2 separate regions of the Mus musculus genome follow, and region 1 is linked to region 2. A link is a loop called in an ENCODE intact Hi-C map of the cell type or tissue named here. Cell type or tissue: left cerebral cortex. All regions are shown on one strand.

What was found. Hi-C counts contacts between places; a loop is a spot of excess contacts. Peaks named below come from ENCODE experiments on the same cell type or tissue, not always from the same donor. Only the 100,000 strongest peaks of a DNase experiment are listed, where the experiment ranks them.
Region 1: a loop joins it to region 2, with 3 times the contacts of the local background. A loop is called at or near these places in 6 of 42 quality-filtered maps.

Annotation. Positions count from the first base shown.
Region 1 is chr11:101,464,555-101,469,554 of GRCm38, forward strand. Vat1 (vesicle amine transport 1) reads right to left here and starts at 1,645. Exons shown (of 6, transcript NM_012037.2): 1 at 1,154-1,645. The coding sequence starts at 1,579. It overlaps Rnd2 (Rho family GTPase 2), which reads left to right and starts at 3,621. Exons shown (of 5, transcript NM_009708.2): 1 at 3,621-3,885; 2 at 4,379-4,466. The coding sequence starts at 3,784. In left cerebral cortex, CTCF peaks have their summits at 1,196, 1,751, 3,039 (motif pointing right) and 3,253; DNase peaks (open chromatin) are centred at 624, 1,189, 1,629, 3,097 and 1 more place; H3K4me3 peaks cover 3,734 bases; H3K27ac peaks cover 3,014 bases.
Region 2 is chr11:101,517,215-101,522,214 of GRCm38, forward strand. It overlaps Brca1 (breast cancer 1, early onset), which reads right to left. Exons shown (of 23, transcript NM_009764.3): 12 at 57-228. Among named protein-coding and RNA genes, the nearest start is that of Brca1, 32 kb to the right of the region's middle. In left cerebral cortex, a CTCF peak has its summit at 1,916; a DNase peak (open chromatin) is centred at 1,918.

The DNA.
Region 1 (5,000 bases), 53 kb before region 2:
CCCCTACCCTCCAAAGTCCTTTTAGCACCATCCAAGAGTAGGATTATATCTAAGTCAGGGCAAGGGTGTGACCACAGCTGGATTCAGAAAGAACGACTTTAAGGAGGAGCTGTTTTGATGTTCAACAAATGCAGCAAACCCAGCAGGTTAGCAAAGGCTCAGACTGCTCTGGGGCAGCATCTCATGAAGGTGCTGGATTTGAAAAGAAACTCCTAAACACTTGATATAAAGAGGCCTCAATCGGGATCTCTCAGAAAGCTGGTCTTCTGTAAGTCTCATGTGGCCAAGGTTATGGCTGTGATTAATGATAAACGAGAAACAGACCGGCAAAGCTGGGCCAACCTGCTCAAGGTGCCACACCTCCCTACCCTAGTCCAAATGGGCTCCGCCTGGATTTCGGGGGCTGGGGTCCTCTGAAAGGGAGGAGGAGCAGCGGTTTGGGCCGGAAGTTCCCAAGGGTAACCCTGGGTCGTGGCCTGCTAGCTGAGTCACTGAAGAAGGGATGGAGTTGCAGTCACGAGAAAGCAAGCCCAAGACAAAGATGGGAGACTGATTCCCGCCTCCCCCACGTCAAATACCCGAGTAGTAGCGTAAGGCCCGTGGCGGTGGGGGAAGCCAGCCTCTCTGGGCTCCATGATGGGTGTGTCCCCTTTGGCCCAGCTCGGGGAGGGGCCGTCATACACCCCCATACACCACGGGGCTGCATGTGACTAGCGCTCTGGCACGGCCTCTGAGCCTCCGCCTAACCCCATCTACATAGCTTCTCAAAGCTCCCTCGGGAGGGAAGGGGGAGTTAGCCACCACTCAGAGTCACAAACCACAACTGCCCCGGGAGTGTTTAGTGGGCAGGGGTACAGGTGTGGTTTTACTTGGGGAAGGGGGTGGGAGGGGGGCGAGCAGGTCATCCTGCGCATGCGCCTGGGCGCCTTATTGTTTTCCCCCCAACTCCGCTTGGGGCGGCGGCCACTACTAAAAAATGCTTTGGGAAGGGGCAATAACACTGTTGCCAGTTCCCAGTAAATCCTTTTCCCAGACGCCTGGAGACATAAATTGCTTTCCATGTGTTCCATGTTTAGTCCACCCGCGTCCTTGCTGGCTTCCCGGCCCGGCCACACCCCCGGCACGCGCCCACTCCTGCCCTGCTACCGCTCACCTTACGGTCGCCGACGCCTTCGCCCACTGCCACTACCACGCCCGCGCCCTCCATGCCGGGGGTGACCGGCAGAGGCGGTAGTCGGTCGTACAGCCCTTGGCGGCCCATGAGGTCGGCGAAGTTGAGCCCACAGGCTCGCACGCGCAGCGTCAATTGACCCGGACCCGGGGCCGGGGGCACCGCCGGCCGGCTCTGCAGCTTCACCTTATCGTAGCCACCGAAGCCGGTGAGTACCAGGCAGCGCAGTGGCGGTGCCGAAGCGGATGCTGACGCTTCGGGGGCCGGGGGTGGCTGCGGGTCGCTTGCCACCTCGACTGTCGGGGGCTGCGAAGGCGCACCCTCCCCGGCTCCGGTCCCGGTCTCCGCCCCGGCCTCGGTCGCCGCTGCCACAGTGGCCGCCTCAGCTGCTTCCCTCTCCGCGGACATGGCTAGACTCGCGACGTGCGTTCCCAGCTGTACAGAACCGGTGCACAGCTGGGAAGGGCGGGACACGCGTCAGGAAGAGCGCAGGCTGCGGACACCAGTGGGTGGGGCGGGGCCTTGCTCGGGGGGTGGGGCTTCGCGGGCGGACTTAAAGGGCTAGTCCCTCTGCTGACCGAGCTGCGAGGGCGCGAAAAGACTAGCGGTGCAGGTGGAGGGTGGTGGTGTACGTGCGTGTGACTGATAAGCATGAGGAGATTCTGGGGCATGCCGAGTCTAAGACTTGATTTATTCGTAGAAAGCCTTATACGAATTAAAAGTTGTCGTGACACAGTCTGAAGGATAATTTAAAATCTGAATTTATAATCTAGCCACCTGTGGATCAGACTCCGGTGAAATTGTGCCTCAGGTTGAACTCTACCGTTTACTAATAAGCAGACTTTATTCACTATGTTCTTTTGTTTGCTTGTTTTTTGAGACAGGGTTTCTCTGTGTAGCCCTGGCTGTCCTGGAACTCACTTTGTAGACCAGGCTGGCCTCGAACTCAGAAATCCGCCTGCCTCTGCCTCCCAAGTGCTGGGATAAAAGGTGTGCTCCACCACGCCCGGCTTACTCACTATGTTCTTGCAGTGGCAAACTACAAGCATGAGAACCTCTAAGACAGGGTCTCACCATGTAGCCAGGTCTGGCCTGGAGCCTAGAAGGTGCCATGAATACAAGGCTGGCTCTGCCTCCGGAGTTCTGTGGTTAAAATGACATGTGCCACCACCTCCCTTTTCTTTCACACTCTCTTTTCCTTTTGTTGGAATTGAGGATAGAACCCAGAGCCTCATGAATGTAGCTCTACTCCCGAGTTACATCTCTAACTTAAACTTAACAGTTTTGGGTGTTAATGCTGTGTGTCTGTTTACTTTTTGTAAAACAGCGATGAGATTGTGTGCTTTAGTTACCTTTACACGGTTATTCAAAACGAGATAACATTAAAATGAACATCTTCGACTTAAAGAAGAGTTTTGTTTGTTTTGAGACAGGATTTCTCTATTTAGACCTGGTTGACCTGGAACTCATTATATAGACTAGAGTGGCCTCAAACTCAGGGAGATCTGCCTGCTTCTGCCTCATGAGTGCTAAGACTGAAGGCGTGCAGCACCATGCCCGGCTAAAGAAGGATTTTTTTCACTTATGTATGCATGTATGTATGTATGTGTATTTATTTGTTCATTCATTCATTCATTCATTCACTTTACATCCCGATCACAGCCCTCCAAGCCCCTTTCTCCATCCTCTTCTAGGCAAAAGATGTCATGCAAATGGCGGTTTGCTTATTGCTAGTCTGAGATGAGGCTGAAATTGGCTTTGGGGCTTAGCTCTGGCCCAGCTTAGCTGTCAAAGGATTCTAGCTTCCTTAGCCTTCCCTTTGCTCTTTCTACCAAAACATCCACCAGAGGACGCAAAAGCTCCCCTAAAACTTTCCACTCAGTACTTGGCTAGAGGAACTTAGTCCATGCTTCTAGGTTGGTCACAGGCCTAGATCCCGCCACCCGTCGTTATGGAGATAGAAAGCTATGATGTCACTAATGTAGGGTGGGAGTGCTAAGGTCCGTACTTCCATTTCCCTAAGCTCTGTCTGGACCCGAGAGTGGAGGAGGGAGACAAAAATCAAAAATCCTCCCTTTCCTAACATCTCACGCCCCCCTGTGTTCGGGAAATAGATTGCTGCCGCCGCGCGTGTCCGCCGCACTAGCACACCTGCGTGCACGCGTGGGCACACAGAAGGCTCAGGCCTTGCGCCCGTGTATGGAGCTTCGCAGCTGACCCTTCAGAACTTCGCCCTCGGTCAGCCCAGCCTCCATGCCCGAGGAACTCAAATAAACGGGGCTCGCTGGCCACAAACCCTCAGGCGCTCCTGGGGTCACAGCTGCGCGCTAGAGTCTAACTCGGGTCCCCCTCCCCTCCTCCCAGGCCCCGCCCCGTCCCGAACCCCGCCCCTCGGCTGTGCGGGTGGGAGGCGGGGCCAGAGGTGCGGCCCGCGGGCTAGGGGCGGGGCGGAGGGGGCCCGCAGCCCCGGGCGGGGGCTCGGCGCGGGCCCGCGAGATGCCGGTGTCGGCGGCCCGAGAGGCTGCAGCTGCAGCGGCGGGGGAGGAGGCGGCAGAAGCGGCGGCTGTGCCCGGGAGGGGGGCGGCGTGGGGGGCCGGCGCGTAGCCGGGACCATGGAGGGGCAGAGTGGCCGCTGCAAGATCGTAGTGGTGGGGGACGCGGAGTGCGGCAAGACAGCGTTGCTGCAGGTGTTCGCCAAGGACGCCTACCCCGGGGTGAGGAATTGGCGTCTGGAGAGAGGGGCACCGAGGCTGCGGGGAGTGGGTTATAGGGGCCCCGGGGGCCGCTGGAAACCGGTACCAGGGTAACCAGGGAGGAGAGAAAGAGGCTCAGAGGAAGGGAAGGAGGCGTTGGGGGGTCTGAAAGGACTGCAGAGGATTGGAGTGGAAGGAATCAAGGAACGCGGTGAAATGGATGGGGCTTAGGAGCATCAGAGGATCCGGAAGGGCGCTCCGGGAGAATGACTGAGGTCCCGGGCATCCGAGAGAGAAAAAACTAGGGGCTAAAGGGACCCGGGAAGGGGGGTTATCTGAGAGTCTAGCTAGGAGGTGGAGGCAGTAGCTCCCCGGATCTTCCCTTAGCCCAGCCTCAGACCAACTTCTGTCTAGGGACTGAGCTGGACCGGGTGTCGAGGGAGGAGGGCAGTTGTCAGGGTGAGTGAGTACTGGAGAGCAGCTCTCTCTCATTTTGACCCATCCGTGTCTGCAGAGTTATGTCCCCACGGTGTTTGAGAACTACACTGCCAGCTTCGAGATCGACAAGCGCCGCATTGAGCTCAACATGTGGGATACTTCAGGTAGCCAAGTCCCTCGGGGTCACCCTGACGGCGGCCAAGGTCCCTTCCTCTAGCCCCTCCCTTGGCCAGAACCTGAGATTCCAGGTCAGCTCAGACATCCATCCAGTTTTAGAGCAGAACATCAGTTTCTCTTTTGAGCCAGGGAAACTGAGGCAGAGTTTCTTAGGCCTGACAGAAACCACGTAGGAAGTCTAATATCGGCCCTGCAGCTGGGTTCTGCTTACCCAAGGAACTTGGAAAGAAATGATTTATTTTGGAACATGTTTCTTAGGAAATAGGACTGGGTTTAGGAAAGCTATTTAGAATTACTGGGGTGGGGGAAGGTGGTGGAAAGTAGTTTTTTTTTTTTTTTTTTTTCTTCCTCTAGACTGAACTAGAGTCCCAGGAGAACAGGAGCACTGGCTCCCTGTCCTTGCTCCAACCTCATGGGAAGGGTTTTTATTTTTACTCCGTTCCCTGGAGGACTTTAGAAGATGTGTCATCAAAGCCCAGAAAGCACGCACAAAATTTGTCAGAATGGTGGTAGATTTTCTG
Region 2 (5,000 bases):
GTCGAGGGAGGGAAGAAGTTTGCTTGTAACACTGGCATTTGTTCAGCACTACACACCTGCTCCTGACATGTTTGGTTCCAGATCTGGCAGGTCTTCCAGGGCACAAGGGTCCGCTAGGAGGGAAGGGGAGTGGCCAGAAGGCTGGTTCCCACGCTGCTCCAGCACAGCTTCCAGGTGAGCCATTTCCTGCTGCAGCTTTATCAGGTTATACTTCATGGTCGCCCGCTGCTGCAAAACCAAACAAGAACACCAAGAAAGTTATATACTCTGAGAGATGTGCCACGAAGTAAGAATATGTCACAGCAATTAATTTTAGCATGGGAGCTGAGATCACCTAATATGGAATTATGAGTTCTGGCTGAATACCCTTTAATCCAACCATACTCATGTGGTTAATGACCTTGCAATTGTTTGAAAATGATGTTGGAGGAGAGTGCACCCTCGAGCTCTTCCAGATAGATCTGCTTCACTGTAGCTCCTCATTTTCTTTTAAAGATGGGGGACAGACTGGGGTAATTACAGTACTTTAAGCTTAAATTCACAAGAATCTGTTCACAAACTATATAAACTGTGTTCTAAAGACTCGCTACTGTGAGATAAGACATTTAATTAGTCTACAAAATGCCTAGTTAAAAAATTTTTTTTAAGTTCAGGTTTATGAATGATTTATCTCCATGTGCGTGCCCGATGCTCTCAGAGGTCACGGAAGGGCATTGAAGCCATCAGCTGGAGCTGAATCCAGGTCCTCTGAACTGAGTGGTCTGTTAACCACTGAGCCCCTTCTCCAGCCCCATTTATTTATTTCTTATTATTTTTAAAATTTAAAAATGTATTTGTAGCTGAGTGAAAAGATACATCGCTGTGCTTAGATCCAAGTAAATTTAGTTTTTACATGGATTCAGTGTTGAATAATTTCCTACGATGTTCTAGAAAGCCTATAACAAGTTGCTGTTTTCTTTTTCTTTTCTTTTTTATAAAAGATTTATTTATTTATTTATTTATTTATTTAACGTGTGTGAGTGCACTGTAACTGACTTTCAGACACACCAGAAAAGGGCATCAGATGCCATTACAGATGGCTGTGAGCCACCATGTGGTTGCAGGGATTTGAACTCAGGGCTTTTGGAAGAGCAGTCAGTTATCTTAACCGCTGAGCCACCTCTCCAGCCCAAATTACTGTTTTCAATTCAAGAAAATGAACTCTTCTTTCCCATAGGTTCATACTGTTTACTGATCCACCTTAAGACGTAATCTAGCTACCTTTAATCCCAGTACTTGGGAGGTAGAGGCAGGTAGATCTTTGTGAGTTCAAGGCCAGATTGCAGAGTGGTCTACAAAGTGAGTTCCAGAATAGCCAGAGTTGTTACACAGAGAAACCTTGTCTTGAAAGCAGAAAACAAAACAAACAAACAACAACAACAACAACAAAACAAACAAAAAAAAAGAGTAATTTCAGCTAAGCATAATAGCTTTAATAGCAGTAGTTGAGTTGAGTTGAGGCCATCCTGGTCTATATAGTGAGTTCCAGGATAGCCAAGACTACACAGTGAGATCCTGTCACAGACAATCTAGCAAGTCTAAGGTATTTGACAAGCAAAGGATGTGGACAAATAAAGAATTTCCCAATATGTATGTCTCTTCATCACTTTTAGAAGAAATGCCGATGCTAGGTTTTCAGCTGCTGGAGGGGAACAAAATCTGTTTCACCTTCTCTGTCTTTTGACCTTGAAAGTGACTTTGCTTTCCACTAAAATCAAGCCATATTCTTCCTACAGCTATGATAAATTCATAGTTCCCAGGAGAACTTTATGATGAAAAAACCAAATAAACAAAACGTAATTTCGAGCTTTACAAAGGTTCCCACTGCTACTGAGACTGTAATGCTGCCAACATCTGCAGTGCCACCAATGCCACCACGTGGTACCCGTGAGTACTGACATCACTGATCAAATCCTAGCCAAGGCCCCACACAGATATCAGACCAATTCTTTAAAAGCTGAATTAATAACACTCACAGCTATGCCATCTAACTTCCACATGGCCAGTAAACATACCAGAAAATCAGAAAGAAAAGTAATCGGACCACTACTGCAGTGGCTTTTCCTACAGGAAGGAATGTAAAACTTAAGACAATTCTACTATAGGTATAGGTGCTCAAATGCACCAGGGAGGACAAAGCCAGACAGGTTACCACGTTTATCTCTTTACATCAAGAATCCTTTTTCCAAAAGGGCCTCAAATGGCGTAACACAGCTCAGTTAATAAGCTAGTATTTTTCAGCGCTAAAGAACTTCGTCATTACTGCCCTCAAGTCAAAGTTCAGATTCCTAGATAAACCATTCCAAAGTCTGAGGACAGCTTGATCCTATCTGTTATTGACGCCCAGCATTTCCCATCAGCCCAGCTTTCTAGAGACACTAGACTGCTCAGTGGCGGTCCCTATGCATTCAGGCCATCTGTATCTTTGCCTCAGTTCCCACATCCCCTCTTTTCCCATTTGGTAATCTTTTCTAATCTTTCAAAGCCCAGCAATACCTGTCTATCAGGACAGCAGTGTGCCTCATTACGTGGCTCAGGCTGCCAAAGCATCACTACATTCAGGGGAACACACAACTTCCCTGATGGGAGGAGGAATCCTTGTTGATTTTGTGTTCTTTTTGTTTTGAAGAGCGGTCTATGTATCCTCGGCTAGCTTCAAAGTTGAGATTCCCCTGTCTAAGCTTCCCTCACACTGGGAATGCCAAGGTCATGGGCGTACAAGGTATGCAACCCTAAGTCCCGTACCACTGCCCATCACAGAGGAACTTCACAGCCAGTGTTTAATATGAAAATGGACAAATGAATTAAATCTTTGAGTTACAAAATGGGGGGGGGGGAGGTAGGAGGGTTGGCAAGATGGTTCAGTGTGAAAAGGTACTTGCCACCAAGCCTAATGACATGAGGTTAATCCTTAGGTCCTACATAGTGGGTGGGAGGAGACAATCTTGCACCTTCACTGCACACACACCCACACTACACATATACTATACACACACCATGAGCATCACAAAGTATATCAGTGATTCCACATGAGGCACTCTGTATCATCTCTTACCCTTCAGTTCTATATGAACATAGGGAAAGTCCATTGCAATCATTTTGCTTGTCCGTGCAACTCAACATCAAAGCTACCTGTCTTGAATAGATACTTGATATAAAAACACTTAAAACAATGAATCCTGATCAAATAATGAGCATCTTTCTGGGAATAGGATCAGAGACCCAAGAAACAACACAGTAGTGTATTGAATGTCAGATTTAATACAGTATGGCTAAGACAGATGGAATAAAAAGCTGAAACTTAAAAAACAAGCAGCTAAGGGACAGAATTAGGTGACAGACATATTGACAGAGCCCCAAATAAATCCAGAAAGGACCATGAGAAGATTTAAGTCTTTTAATCAATTTTTGTCTTATTTTGTTAAGACAAGGTGTCACTTTGTAGGCCTGGCTGGCCTGGCATTCACCATGTAAACCAGCCTGGCCCGGAACTCAGAGATCCACCTGCCTCTGCCACTGGGGTGCTGGAACCAACAGGGGATGCTGTCTTTGGTGACAACAAAGTGACCTTAGTAATACTAAGAATTCCCAGTTTCATTTAGTTTTGTACTTTTTAAGAAGAGAAGACGGGGGGACTGGTGAGATGGCTCAGTGGGTAAGAGCACCCGACTGCTCTTCCGAAGGTCAGGAGTTCAAATCCCAGCAACCACATGGTGGCTCACAACCATCCGTAACGAGATCTGACTCCCTCTTCTGGAGTGTCTGAAGACAGCTACAGTGTACTTACATATAATCAATAAATAAATCTTAAAAAAAAAAAAAAAAAAAAAAAAAAGAAGACAGCTGGAGAGATGGCTTAGCAGTTAAGAGCACTGACTGTTCCTCCAGAGGTCCTGAGTTCAAATCCCAGCAACCACATGGTGGCTCACAACCATCTGATTATCTTCTGGAGCGTCTGAAGACAGCTATAGTGTACTTACATATAATAAAATAAAATCTTTAAAAAAAAAAAAGAAGGGGAAGAAAAGTCACTCGTATGCTGCAGCTAAAAGCACATTTATGCTTTAAGAGAAACAGAAGCTATAGCAAGATGATTCAAACCACACCACGGGACCAGTGAGTCAGCTCACTTGCCACCACAGGAGGACCTGATTTGATCCTCAGCACTGCCGCACAGACTGTGTCACCTGACCTCCACACATTTACCCTGGTGGCATATCCACATACATACATACAAATATGTATGTTAAAAAAAAGAAGCCGGGCGTGGCAGCGCATGCCTTTAATCCCAGTGCTCGGGAGGCAGAGGCAGGCTGATTCGGATTTCTGAGTTCGAGGCCAGCCTGGTCTACAAAGTGAGTTCCAGGACAGCCAGGGCTACACAGAGAAACCCTGTCTCAAAAAACAAAACCAAAAAAAAAAAAAAAAAAAAAAAAAAAAAACAAAACCAAAAAAAAGTATCGCTATTTTAATTCAGAGAAAATAAGCCAATTAACTGAGATCACATGGTCAGGCACAGAGAGTCTGACCAATACTTGCTCCAGACTTGCTGTACACTCTGCCTAGGACTCTGTAGAGGAATACAGGATGGGGAACCCTCAGAAGTTGCCCAGCTAGTGAAAGATAAACACAGGAAAGAAATACCTAGACAAATCTAAGGTTTGAAATGCAAGTTTAGGAATTTTTTTTCTTTTTAATCAAAAAGAAAGTTAGGCGATAAACCTAGGATCTGGCTGTGAGAATGATGTTTTTCCCAAGAGCCTGTCCTGCCTCGAGTGCAGGAGCACTCACGTCATCTGTGGGAGTTACCAGGTGCAGGAATGAATACCCTGGCCATTCGTTTCCAAGTAGAAAGATACTAACAAGCAACTAGATAATAAAAGACAAAAATTAAAAGAAATAATACAGTGAAAGGTAAGATGGCCTCTAGTGGAAAGAATCCTGTAGGCTTCAGTTTGGTT